Linked DNA regions of Mus musculus: region 2 is linked to region 1. A link is a loop called in an ENCODE intact Hi-C map of the cell type or tissue named here. Cell type or tissue: heart. All regions are shown on one strand. Links, peaks and the distances in the headings refer to the core of each region. The heading gives the core; the rest is flanking DNA. Region 1 holds the start of Ppp2ca (protein phosphatase 2 (formerly 2A), catalytic subunit, alpha isoform). Region 2 overlaps Phykpl (5-phosphohydroxy-L-lysine phospholyase).

Evidence for each region. Hi-C counts contacts between places; a loop is a spot of excess contacts. Peaks named below come from ENCODE experiments on the same cell type or tissue, not always from the same donor. Only the 100,000 strongest peaks of a DNase experiment are listed, where the experiment ranks them.
Region 2: a loop joins it to region 1, with 3 times the contacts of the local background. A loop is called at or near these places in 1 of 42 quality-filtered maps.

What each region holds. Positions count from the first base shown.
Region 1 is chr11:52,096,246-52,101,617 of GRCm38, forward strand. Ppp2ca (protein phosphatase 2 (formerly 2A), catalytic subunit, alpha isoform) reads left to right here and starts at 2,579. Exons shown (of 7, transcript NM_019411.4): 1 at 2,579-2,905. The coding sequence starts at 2,804. In heart, for the core only: no CTCF peak of the experiment used is centred there; DNase peaks (open chromatin) are centred at 1,496, 2,426 and 3,016; H3K4me3 peaks cover 3,478 bases; H3K27ac peaks cover 2,447 bases.
Region 2 is chr11:51,588,814-51,594,185 of GRCm38, forward strand. It overlaps Phykpl (5-phosphohydroxy-L-lysine phospholyase), which reads left to right. Exons shown (of 13, transcript NM_028398.3): 4 at 2,586-2,660; 5 at 3,193-3,280; 6 at 3,356-3,472; 7 at 4,791-4,873; 8 at 5,103-5,328. Among named protein-coding and RNA genes, the nearest start is that of Phykpl, 6.7 kb to the left of the region's middle. In heart, for the core only: no CTCF peak of the experiment used is centred there; a DNase peak (open chromatin) is centred at 2,606.

The sequences.
Region 1 (5,372 bases), core at 149-5,148:
ATTTGCTCCAGGTTACCCTCCTCCTACCCCGCCCCATCGTCAGATGGTTTTTATTTATAGCTATGTTTAAACATCCTGGGCAACACAGACTCACTGTACCCAGATTCGTCATCTAAGCAATGGTACTCAAAGTTGTCTTAAGGATCCTTTCGGGTTTGTCCAGAAGTTAAAAGGATAATTCTTTTTCTCTTTAAGTTATCTTTTGGCTTTCAAGACAGGGTTTTAAACCTAACTCCTTTTGTCTTAGACTCATTCTGTGGTCCAGGCTGCTCTTGAGATGGAAGCAATTCTCCTGCCTCACCTTAGTGCTGCCATTACCAACATGAGATATCACTCCCAGCCATTTAAAAATTTTTGTTCTCAGTATTCATCAGCTGTCAAATTGAGTAAGCTGGGTCAAATTAGTTAAGGCCCAACTTTCAGATCCTTTTATTATATTGGAAGTTCTACAGAGTATGAGAGCATTCTTGGTTTCCAGTAAGGGTAAAGACACTCTGATTAGCATAGTTCTGTATTGTTTATGATCGGGTATGCCTTACTCCACTGCCTGAATGCTAATGAGAGCTTCCTAGAAGTCATTCCTTAAGAAGTTAAGTTGCAGCATCTAATTATTTGGCAGGATGTTTAAGTACATGTAATTCTATCTTTCCTCCATTTTGTGAGGGTGGTGAGCCAAGTAACCTGCATCAGGAGAAAATAAATAACACATTAACGCTACCAGCAAGGAGTGCCTAGCTAGAGTACTTTAGAAGAACCTTCATTATATAACCTTGGCATATATAGTGGGCGTTTAGTACTTTTCAATCTGCCAGACTAGCATCATCATTGTCTTTGCAGGTGAAAAAAGGCAGTCAAAGGGATGAGTATTGGTCCTTTCTGTGGTTTAGTAGCTGTATGACTCTGGCTGAGACCTTGGCAGTATGAAGTTCTCAGTCTTGACCACTATCTTGAAGAAGCCCCTCCCCTTTTGTGTGTGCCCGCCTACTTCCTGCCCTTCAAGACAGGACCAGTTCTTGCTGAGTACAGGGCAATGGAGAAGAATAAGACAAGACAGCACAGTGAACATGGCTTTATAACTATGGGCACCAAACAGTCTTTATTTAGTCATCTCACGTAGCCTTAACTCTTACTCCTGTTTGTTTTGGGGGGCTATTCACTGCAAACCAGAGTCAGAATTTGAGCTGAAAGGACTGGCAGAACAAGTATGTATGGAGGCGTCTAGAAGAGTAGATCTCAGGTACTTTCTTCGGGAACTCTAGTGGGAGGTACCCACTAGAGAAAGCAGAATTGGTCAAGCCAGTTCCCCTGGCCAAGCAGGTTGTCCTTGATAAAGGAGGATTTTCATCCCTGCCATTTGTGGATGGGGCCACTGAGGTCCTCTTGTAGCTTGTGGGTCAGGGTGTCTTCTGATGCTCTGAGCTGTGTCTTCTCCGGTGTGTGACAGGCTTGACTGTTCCCCACAGTATAGCTAGGTCAGCTCTTGCCTTGACCTTCATGGATAACCATCCTTTGGCTTCTCTCCCAGACTCTGGAGGGGAGCAGTGTATGACTTCCATCCATTCCATTCATTTCCAGCCAGGAACATTCAAGCTCCACCAGGGCAGTAGCCCCTTTCTGTCTGCATGACCCCTTTGTCCCCTAAGCATGGGATCTGGTCAACAGTTGATGCTCTGTAGAGCCAAGTATCTCTGTGAATGCAGACAGTGCAATGTGAACACGTTTCACAAGCCTCAGAAGAGATTTATAACCAGGTCGAAGGCTGATCCTTAAGAATATCAGCTTCCTTTACAGAACACACGGTAGCTGCTTCTACCAGTACCAGAACACAGCCCTGGCTTGTTCCTCTAGAATGTAGGACAAGATTATTTCCAGTGGGCACAGGTCTCGGAGAAAAGTGCACACCAGAGGTGTTGAAGGCCACAGGAGAGGAAGCAAGGCTTAGGAAGAGGCCAGGATCGAAGGCCCACTTCGGCCCCGCCTTCGTGCAGGGACAGGTGTGTGCTGGGGGTGTAAGGTGCGCGGGCGACACATCCCAGCAGGTACACCTTCCTTCGCCCACGAATGACCTAATTATAGGAGCCTGCAACGGCCAGAGGTGGGGAAGGTCACTCCAGGCAACCTGCCACTAGGCTTGTCCCCAAAGGTGTGTGACTCCCTTGTGGTTCCCAGGGCTGCTGGACTAAGCGCCTTAGGGTTGCCTTTAGTCATCAGGCTGGCAGAGCCCAGACCACATCTGAGAGGTATCACCCAGAGGCCTTCCAGAAACACCAGGTCACAAGGAATAAAAACCTCGCCTACACGGACTGCTCATGCGCCGAGACCGCGCAGGCGCCCTGCGGAGCCTGGGACGCCAGGATTAACCAGCACTGCGCTTGCTCGGACTCGCTTCTTCCCTTCCCCCGCCGCCCTCCCAGCGGGAGGACCACGCCCCAAGAGCGAAGCCACTTCCTTCGGCAGCCAACTCCGCTGCGCTTGCGCCCCGGCTCCACGGTGCGCAGCTCTGGGTCCCGGCCCCACTCCGTCGCCCTCCCCGCGGCTCCCTGACGCTGGCGTGACGTCACCACGCCGGGCGGCCGCCATTACAGAAAGCCGAGTCCCGAGCTAGGGCGAGCGGAGGAGGAGGCACAGCGGCCGGCGGCCGAGCACTGCGGAGCGAGCCAGCGGGCCGGCGCCAGCGCCCAGCAGCCGCCTGGGGCCGCAGAAAGCACCCCGGGAGAGCGGCGGCGGCGTGTGCGTGTGGCCCGGGTGCGGGCGGCGGCGCGGGAGCAGCGCGGAGCGGCAGCCGGTTCGGGCGGGCGGCATCATGGACGAGAAGTTGTTCACCAAGGAGCTGGACCAGTGGATCGAGCAGCTGAACGAGTGCAAGCAGCTCTCCGAGTCCCAGGTCAAGAGCCTCTGCGAGAAGGTGAGCTGCTCTCGGCCGCGGGTGCGGCCTCTGCCCGGGCCCGCCTATCAGGAGGCCGCGGGGACGGTGCAACATGGCGGCACGGAGGCCAGACCCCCGAACCTAGCAGCCCGGCGCCCGGCGCTGCCTGCGGCGACTCGCGAGGGACCCGGCGCCCCCCGCCTCCCGCGCGCTGATTGGATGGCGCCGCCACCGCGGCCTAAAATGGCGCCGCGCGCCGGACTCCGGGCTTCGGAGCCTCCGGGCCGAACCCGGCCCGACCCTGGGAAGTGGGGCGGCCGGGACCCTCGGTGGCCCGGCGAGGGACTGGCTGGGCTTTGCGCCCGGGAACGGGTTCCGGACTCATGGAGTCAAAGCATTGCGCTTGCACTCGGGCTTGCTTCGTGGAGCGGGCGCTGCCCACAGGGTCCCCCACAGCAGGGCTTGTAGGCCAGACCCCAGCGCCTATGGAAAGGTCACCTCGCTTTCCTGTCGGTCTCCACGCCTCGGCTTCCCCGGAGCCCTGTTTAAAGTGTGTGTTTAACGATTATGAAGGGAGTCGCTAACCCAGTTCCTACGAAGGTCATAGTGGTAGTTTGAAGGGAGGAATATAAAGTTTTCTTAGTTGGACAAATGGAGGATTTGGTGAGTCATACTACAACGAAGAGCTTTGGGATTGGAAATACAGTGTCACATTAATTTATGATGTATATGCTGACTCAAATTGGGTAGTGTGAAACCCTTCTGTGTGTAACGTACTTGGCGTGGAGCCATTTATTTTTGAATGAGCAACATAAACGGGAAGAGAGTCAAATTTTTTATCCTCTCTGGTTGCAAAAGTTTCTTGGATTGTATTTTTGTGGCTACAATCAGCAGTAGAAATCCCCGTGTTGACCGATTTCTCTATTTCAGACATGGAACTGAGTCCACTCCTTGAAGTGATAACTCGGTATCTCAGGTTATCTCATTCCATTGGTTTTCTCCAAGAATTGGGGAAGCAAGTTGTTCATGTTGTATTCTTGAAGTCTTAATTAATGCAATTTTCTATTAGAAAAATGTGTCTCCACTTCATTTTAGCTTTTCTTTTCAGGGTTAATTTAACATTTAATTTTAGTGCAGAATTATGGATTATGTTAGTAATTTGTGTTAGCAGGAAGAACTTTTGGAGCACAGAAGATGCTCATTCTTTTGTGGCTTGGTGTAGAAAGGAGATTCTTGAGGTTGAATATTTTCTGATGACACAATTTTTCAGAAAATGCTGAAAACCATTTTGGTTAAGTCAAATGTAGATTTATCCCTTCCCTCCTTCCTTCCATCCCAAGTATCCCTGGCTGCCCTGGTACTGGTTATGTAGAGCCAGGGTAACTTTGAACTTGTGACATTCCTTGTGTCTCTGCTTCCTCAGGTGCTGGGATGACGTGTGTGTATGTGTGTCTGTCTGTGTGTTATAACACGCCCCACTTGAATCTCTAGTGTTTTGATCTTTGTTTCTCTCACATCAAACAAGGTTGGTATTTTTAAGGTTTAGAAGTAAGCCTTTTAAATATTACTTAGTAAATCTTGCCAGGTCTCAGTCTCTAATTGCTGACTCGGAGTGAAGGGCTTTATGTGGACATTGGATGACTAGTCATTTGTGTGACCACTCATTGGACTGTTCGGTAGACCTGGACACAATTACTTTTCATTTCCCAACTGAGTGATTGTAACTGGCTTTTTCAGGTAAACGGTTTATTTGGTCCTTGTTTCTGTACTTAAAAATAGTTAACACATGCTCCAAGATTACATGCTCTTAAGAAGGCAACCAGAACACAATGAAGAATATGTTATGCATATTTTCAAGGAACTTTTAATCTAGTTGGAAAGACTAGGGTGGCATTGTTAACTTGACCCTCGAGAGCAGTGGTTCTCAGCCTTCCTAATGCTGTGACCCTTTAATACAGTTCCTCATGTTGTGGTGATCCCAGTCATAAAACTATTTTGTTGCTACCTCATAACTGTAATTTTGCTGCTGTTTTGAATTGTAAATATCTAGTAGTGTGCAGGATACCTGATATGTGACCCCTGTGAAAGGGTCGTTCTGGTCCCCCAAAAGAACTGCTGCTGTAGAGTTACCTGGATAGGAAGTCTCAGAAATTGTCTACCTAGCAGATCAGGTTGGCTTGTGAGTATGTTTAGGAGCATCTTCCTTATGTTGAGATGGGAAGACACACCCACTGTGGATGGCACCATTCCCTAGATTGGGAGGGAGGGGTTCTCAATTGTGTAAGGGTGGGGGGAGCTCCCTATGCAAAGGTCCCCAAATGACCTGAGTTTGGCCCCTTCCTTATAGGACTACATGGTAGAAAGAACATACTCCTTCAAGCTGTCCTCTGAGGTACACACACAAGTAAATGTTACAGTGTGAACATGCATTCATTGCTGAGTTTCTCATGAGGTGATATGAGCACCTCTCTCAGATTCCTGCAGCTGTGACTTCCCTACTGGGATG
Region 2 (5,372 bases), core at 169-5,168, 510 kb before region 1:
GGACTTGAACTTAGGACCTTCAGAAGAGCAGTCAGTGTTCTTACCCGCTATGCCATCTCTCCAACCCCATAAAATACATTTTTTAATTGAAATAAAGAGGTGGGGAGGCTGCAAAGACGGCTCAGTGTTTAAGAACACTTGGGTGTTCTTGCAGAAGACCCAAATTCAGTTGCCAGCACACCCATTATCAGATGGCTCACAAGAATCTCCTGTAACTCTACCTCAGTGCCCTCTTCTGGCCTCCTTTGGCACTGCACAAAACACACACACACACACATACTTCACATAAAAATAAAAGATTTTTTTAAACCCCAGATGCAGAATCTGATGCCCTCTTCTGGTGTGTCTGAAATCAGCAACAGTGTGTTCATATAAATAAAAATAAATCTTTGCTGGGCAGTGGTGGCACACGCCTTTAATCCCAGGACTTGGGAGGCAGAGGCAGGCGATTTCTGAGTTTGAGGCCAGCTTGGTCTACAGAGTGAGTCCCAGGACAGCCAGGGCTACACAGAGAAACCCTGTCTCAAAACACAAATGGGGCAGGAGAGGTGGCTCGGCAGTTAAGAGCACTGACTGCTCTTCCAGAGGTCCTGAATTCAATTCTCAGCAACCACATTGTGGCTCACAACCACCGGTAATGATATCTGACGCCCTCTTCTGGTGTGTCTGAAGACAGTGACAGTGTACTCATATACATTAATAAATCTTTAAAAACAAAACAAAACAGATGCTTACAGTGTGTTCCGCTTAAGGTTCTAAGTAAAACTCTGGCATCTGACAGTCATTTCCAACTTCACATACTCAAAAACAACCAAGAATTGCTTTCTCCTGAACATGTTGGCACACACCTTTAATCCCAGCACTTTGGAGGCAGAGGCAGGCAGATCTCTTGAGAGTTCAAAGCCAGCCTGCTCTATATAGTGAGTTCTAGACCTGGCAGGGAAACAGTGAAACCATATCCAAAAAAAATTAAAATAAAATAAAATAAATGTTAAAATAAAGAACTGCCTTCTAACAATGCTTATGTGAGCTCTCAGTACTGGTTTACCCTGGTGCCCTACTCTCCCGCACACACATACACACACCATCCACGTCCACTCTCTCTTCCTAATCTGCCCCAGGATCTCTCTCTCTCTCAGCTCATCCCCATGACTCTCATCCAGGCAGCCTCCCGGGCCTTCTTACTCCCACCTCATTTCCTTTAGAAACAGCCTCCTAAAATGAGGGCAAAGTCACATACTTTCTGTGCTTCATCTTTTTTTTTTTTTTTTTTTTGGCTTTGCATGCTGCTGACAAGGAGATAATCCAGGCCCTTCTCAGCCCCTGGAGCATGGCCCTACATGTCTCACCACTTTCTGCCCCAGCTTCCTTGCCCTGGCTTCCTTTCCTCAGCTGCCCAAGCAGACCAAACAGAACAAGACCTGTGTGGTCTGCTCCAGAGTTCTAGAATCTTCCTTGGGACTGGGACTTTGCAGAGCTATCACTGGCCCCACTGTAATGATGGCTAGGGTAGCCATAACAAAAAGATGCAGACTTGGGGCTTAAGGAATAGAAATGTATTTTCTCTGGTGGTGTGTGCCTTTAATCCCAGCACTTGAAAGGTAGAGGCAGTGGGGCTGGAGACATGGCTCAGCGGTTCAGAGCACTGACTGCTCTTCCAGAGGTCCTGAGTTCAATTCTCAGCAACCACATGGTGGCTCACAACCATCTGTAATGGGATCCTATGCACTCTTCTGGTGAGTCTGAAGATAGCTACAGTGTTCTCATATAAATAAAAACTAAATAATTCTAGAAAGAAAGAGAGGTGGGGGGGGGAGAGAAGGGAGGGGGGGCAGAGGATCTCTGTTCGAGGCCAGCCTAGCCACACAGTGAGTTCCAGAACAGCTCAGGGCTATGTAGAAAGATTCTATCTCAAAAAGAAAAGAAAAATAAATATATTTTCCCAAATGCCCGGTATCTCTGGGAATCCAGGCCATTTCTCATACATACATCAATCACACTGGGTTGAGACTTGCCCCCGGGTGCTTTCTTTACACTAACCTGCTTAAAGGCCTTCTCTCCCAGCAAAGCCTCATACAGTGCATTCTGAGGTACTGTGAGTTATGGCTTCAACAGAGCAGTTTTAGAACACAGCTTACCCCATCACACAGTTACTTCCATGGAGCCTCATTTGGGTCTCCTTCAGACCCTATGCCCAGTGTTGGCACTTAAAGAAATGAGCACTCTGTTTTCACTGTTTGGCTTTCAAGATGGCTATACATCAGGCTCTGGCTCTGGTGGTGGTGCACACCTTTAATAACAGCACTTGGGAGGCAGAGGCAGGTGGATCTCTTGAGTTCGAGGCCAGCCTGGTCTACAGAGTGAGTTCCAGGACAGCCAAGGCTACACAGAGAAACCCTGTCTTGAAAACAAAATGTAGATGCATCCAAATGCAAGTTTCTAGAGGGCACTGTCTGCTTCACCCTGCTCCTGATGCACAGAAGCATCTGGATGTTTGCCAAGGGAACGCTCTCGATCCTGGAAGAGTTCCTCCTCCATGGGAAGCACTTGGGTCGTCTGAGCCACGCCCATATTTTCTTTCTCAGGTCAGAAGCCAACGACCTGGCCTTGAGACTAGCTCGACAGTACACGGGACACCAGGATGTGGTGGTATTAGACCAGTAAGTACAACTCACTGCCCTGTTTCTCCAGAACCTGGGCTCCACAGGCCTGTTAGGGGTCAGTGAGTCTCTAACATTGGGCCCATGAGAAGAGAAGGATGCAGGGACATTAGAAGCCAGTGAGGTATGAGAACCTGACTCCAATGACACTTCCCTGGAGGCCTTGTCTACAGTCCACCCTTCTAAGAGAATGAAAAATCAGCCTGCAGCACTTGGAGATTCAGCTGACTGAGCCAGAGACCAAAAGGCATTAGAAATGAGTTAAGATTTAAGATGTCCTATAACCCTATGCCCCTACTTTACAGAGAAGAAAACTGAACCTAGAGTGGTCAGATGACTAGAACTGTGTGACATGCCAGTAAGTGGCCTTCAGGAAGCCACCCCAAGCCTGCTCAAGGGCTCAGTACCTTAGTCAAAAAGATTGGCTTTCCATGTGTTTTGTATTAAAAAACGGTAGATAATGGTTAGAGCTGTGCCAGGAGTAAATGCCACCATTTACCCAGGCCTATGTCCTTTTCCTCCTTCTCTCTAGTGCTTATCATGGTCACCTGAGCTCCCTGATCGACATCAGTCCCTACAAGTTCCGGAATCTGGGTGGCCAGAAGGAATGGGTCCATGTGGTATGCATACCCACCATCAGCAACAGGTCAGTCTCCATCCCCAAGCCCGGATGACATGGAAGTCTCTCCCTACAGGCTCCTCTCCCAGACACCTACCGGGGCCCTTACAGGGAGGACCACCCCAACCCAGCAGAGGCCTATGCCAACGAGGTGAAGCACGTCATCAGCAGTGCACAGCAGAAGGGCAGGAAGGTAACCACATCTTGGCCTGAGCAACTTAGTGAGACCCTATACAAAATAACTTAAGTTTTTTAATTATTTCAGTGTTTTGTGTATATGGGTGTTTTGCCAACATGTATGTCTGTGCACCATGGAGGCTAGAAGAGAATGTTGGATCCCCAGGGACTATAGTTATAAATGGTTGTGAGCTATCATATGGGTGCTGGATATTGAATTCAGGTCCTTTGAAAGAGCAGGCATGCTACCACTGAGCCATCTCTCCAGCCCCAAAATTTTTTAAACAGTCAAAAGAAAGACTGAAAGCCTGGTATGAGTAGCACACATCTTAAATCCCAGCTCTCAGGAGGCAGAAGCAGATAGACAAGATGAGGAGACCTGAGGACTGGCTGTTTTCTCACTCTTGGCTGATGTATTTTACTGGGGCAACCTAGAGACAGGGACCATGGGGCTGCCTTTGCAGGGTAGTCTAAGGGGAATCTGTGGAGAGACAGATAGTAATGTATACCCTGGGAGACCAAGGCCTCTGCCTCCCCACAGTACTAGCAACTGGGTTTTCTAAGACTGAAGCAGTTACCAGAAAACAGTGTTTGGGAAAGGAGAAGCCAGCAGAACCAGCTGAGGTTCTGCTGTCCTCCACAGACAGTTCTAAAGAACCAATTTCCCAAGATGACCATAGTGGAGCATGCCTTTAATCCAGCACTTGGGAGACAGACATAAGAAGATCTCTGAGTTCAAGGCCAGCCTGGTCTACAGAGTGAGTTCAATATAGCCAGGGCTATACAAAGAAACCCTGTCTCGAAAAACCAAAAGATAAGTAAATATAAAAGAAGCAATTTCCCATTCCATCAGCTGTCCAATGTGCCAGAGAAGCCTCCAAAAAAGCCCCAAGAGTAAACACTATGCGGAAATCACACATGGGTAAAGGGTTTTAGGTTAGACAGATATGCCCTCCATGTCTGGATTGAAGCATCCTGAGAGCAATATGAAAAACAGAAAAAGGCATCCCATAAGACAGCATCTTCAGTAGCCAGGGACAAGAAGTGGACTCAGATGTGACAGCCATGAGACAATGGGGGTCACCAAGACATGTTAAAGGAAGGTGTAGTTAAGGATAGAACTACATTTTTGTTCTAGGGAGGGTGAAACTAGTGCTGGTTACCACATGGAGACAGGGGAGAAAAGGTTTAAGGTGGTGGTGGGTTGCATATGTGAATTTAATTGACTGGAGCAAGCCCAAGTACAAGGGGCTAGAGACATTAAGAGGGTGATGCATACCCTTAGATGTGACACAGCACGCAAAGGAAGGGGCACTGAACTGTCTCATCCACAGATCGCAGCCTTCTTCGCTGAGTCTCTGCCCAGTGTGAGTGGACAGATCATTCCTCCTGCTGGCTACTTCTCCCAGGTGGCTGAGTGAGTAGACGGGCAGGCTCTGCCCAAGGGAGGGCAAACTGTACCTGGGTTTCCTGGGGTCAATTCCAAATCCCAACTACAGTCCAGCCTGCCTGCCAGAAATTTCTGAAACAAAACCCGTAAAGAAATAATGGCCCAGAGAAGGCCAACCATAGGCCCAAGGTGAGGACTCAACCTCCCAGCTCCTTGTCACCTCAGCACAGCCCTGTTGGCCATCTGTCCTCCACAGGCACATCCACAGAGCCGGAGGGCTCTTTGTGGCAGATGAGATCCAGGTTGGTTTTGGCCGCATAGGCAAGCACTTTTGGGCCTTCCAGCTGGAGGGAGAAGACTTTGTTCCCGACATTGTCACCATGGGCAAGTCCATCGGCAATGGTCACCCTGTTGCCTGCATGGCCACTACCCAAGCTGTGTCAAGGGCATTTGAAGCTACCGGTGTAGAATACTTCAACACGGTGAGTAAAGTTGCAGGACAGGGCTCTACTACTGAAGCCTTCAG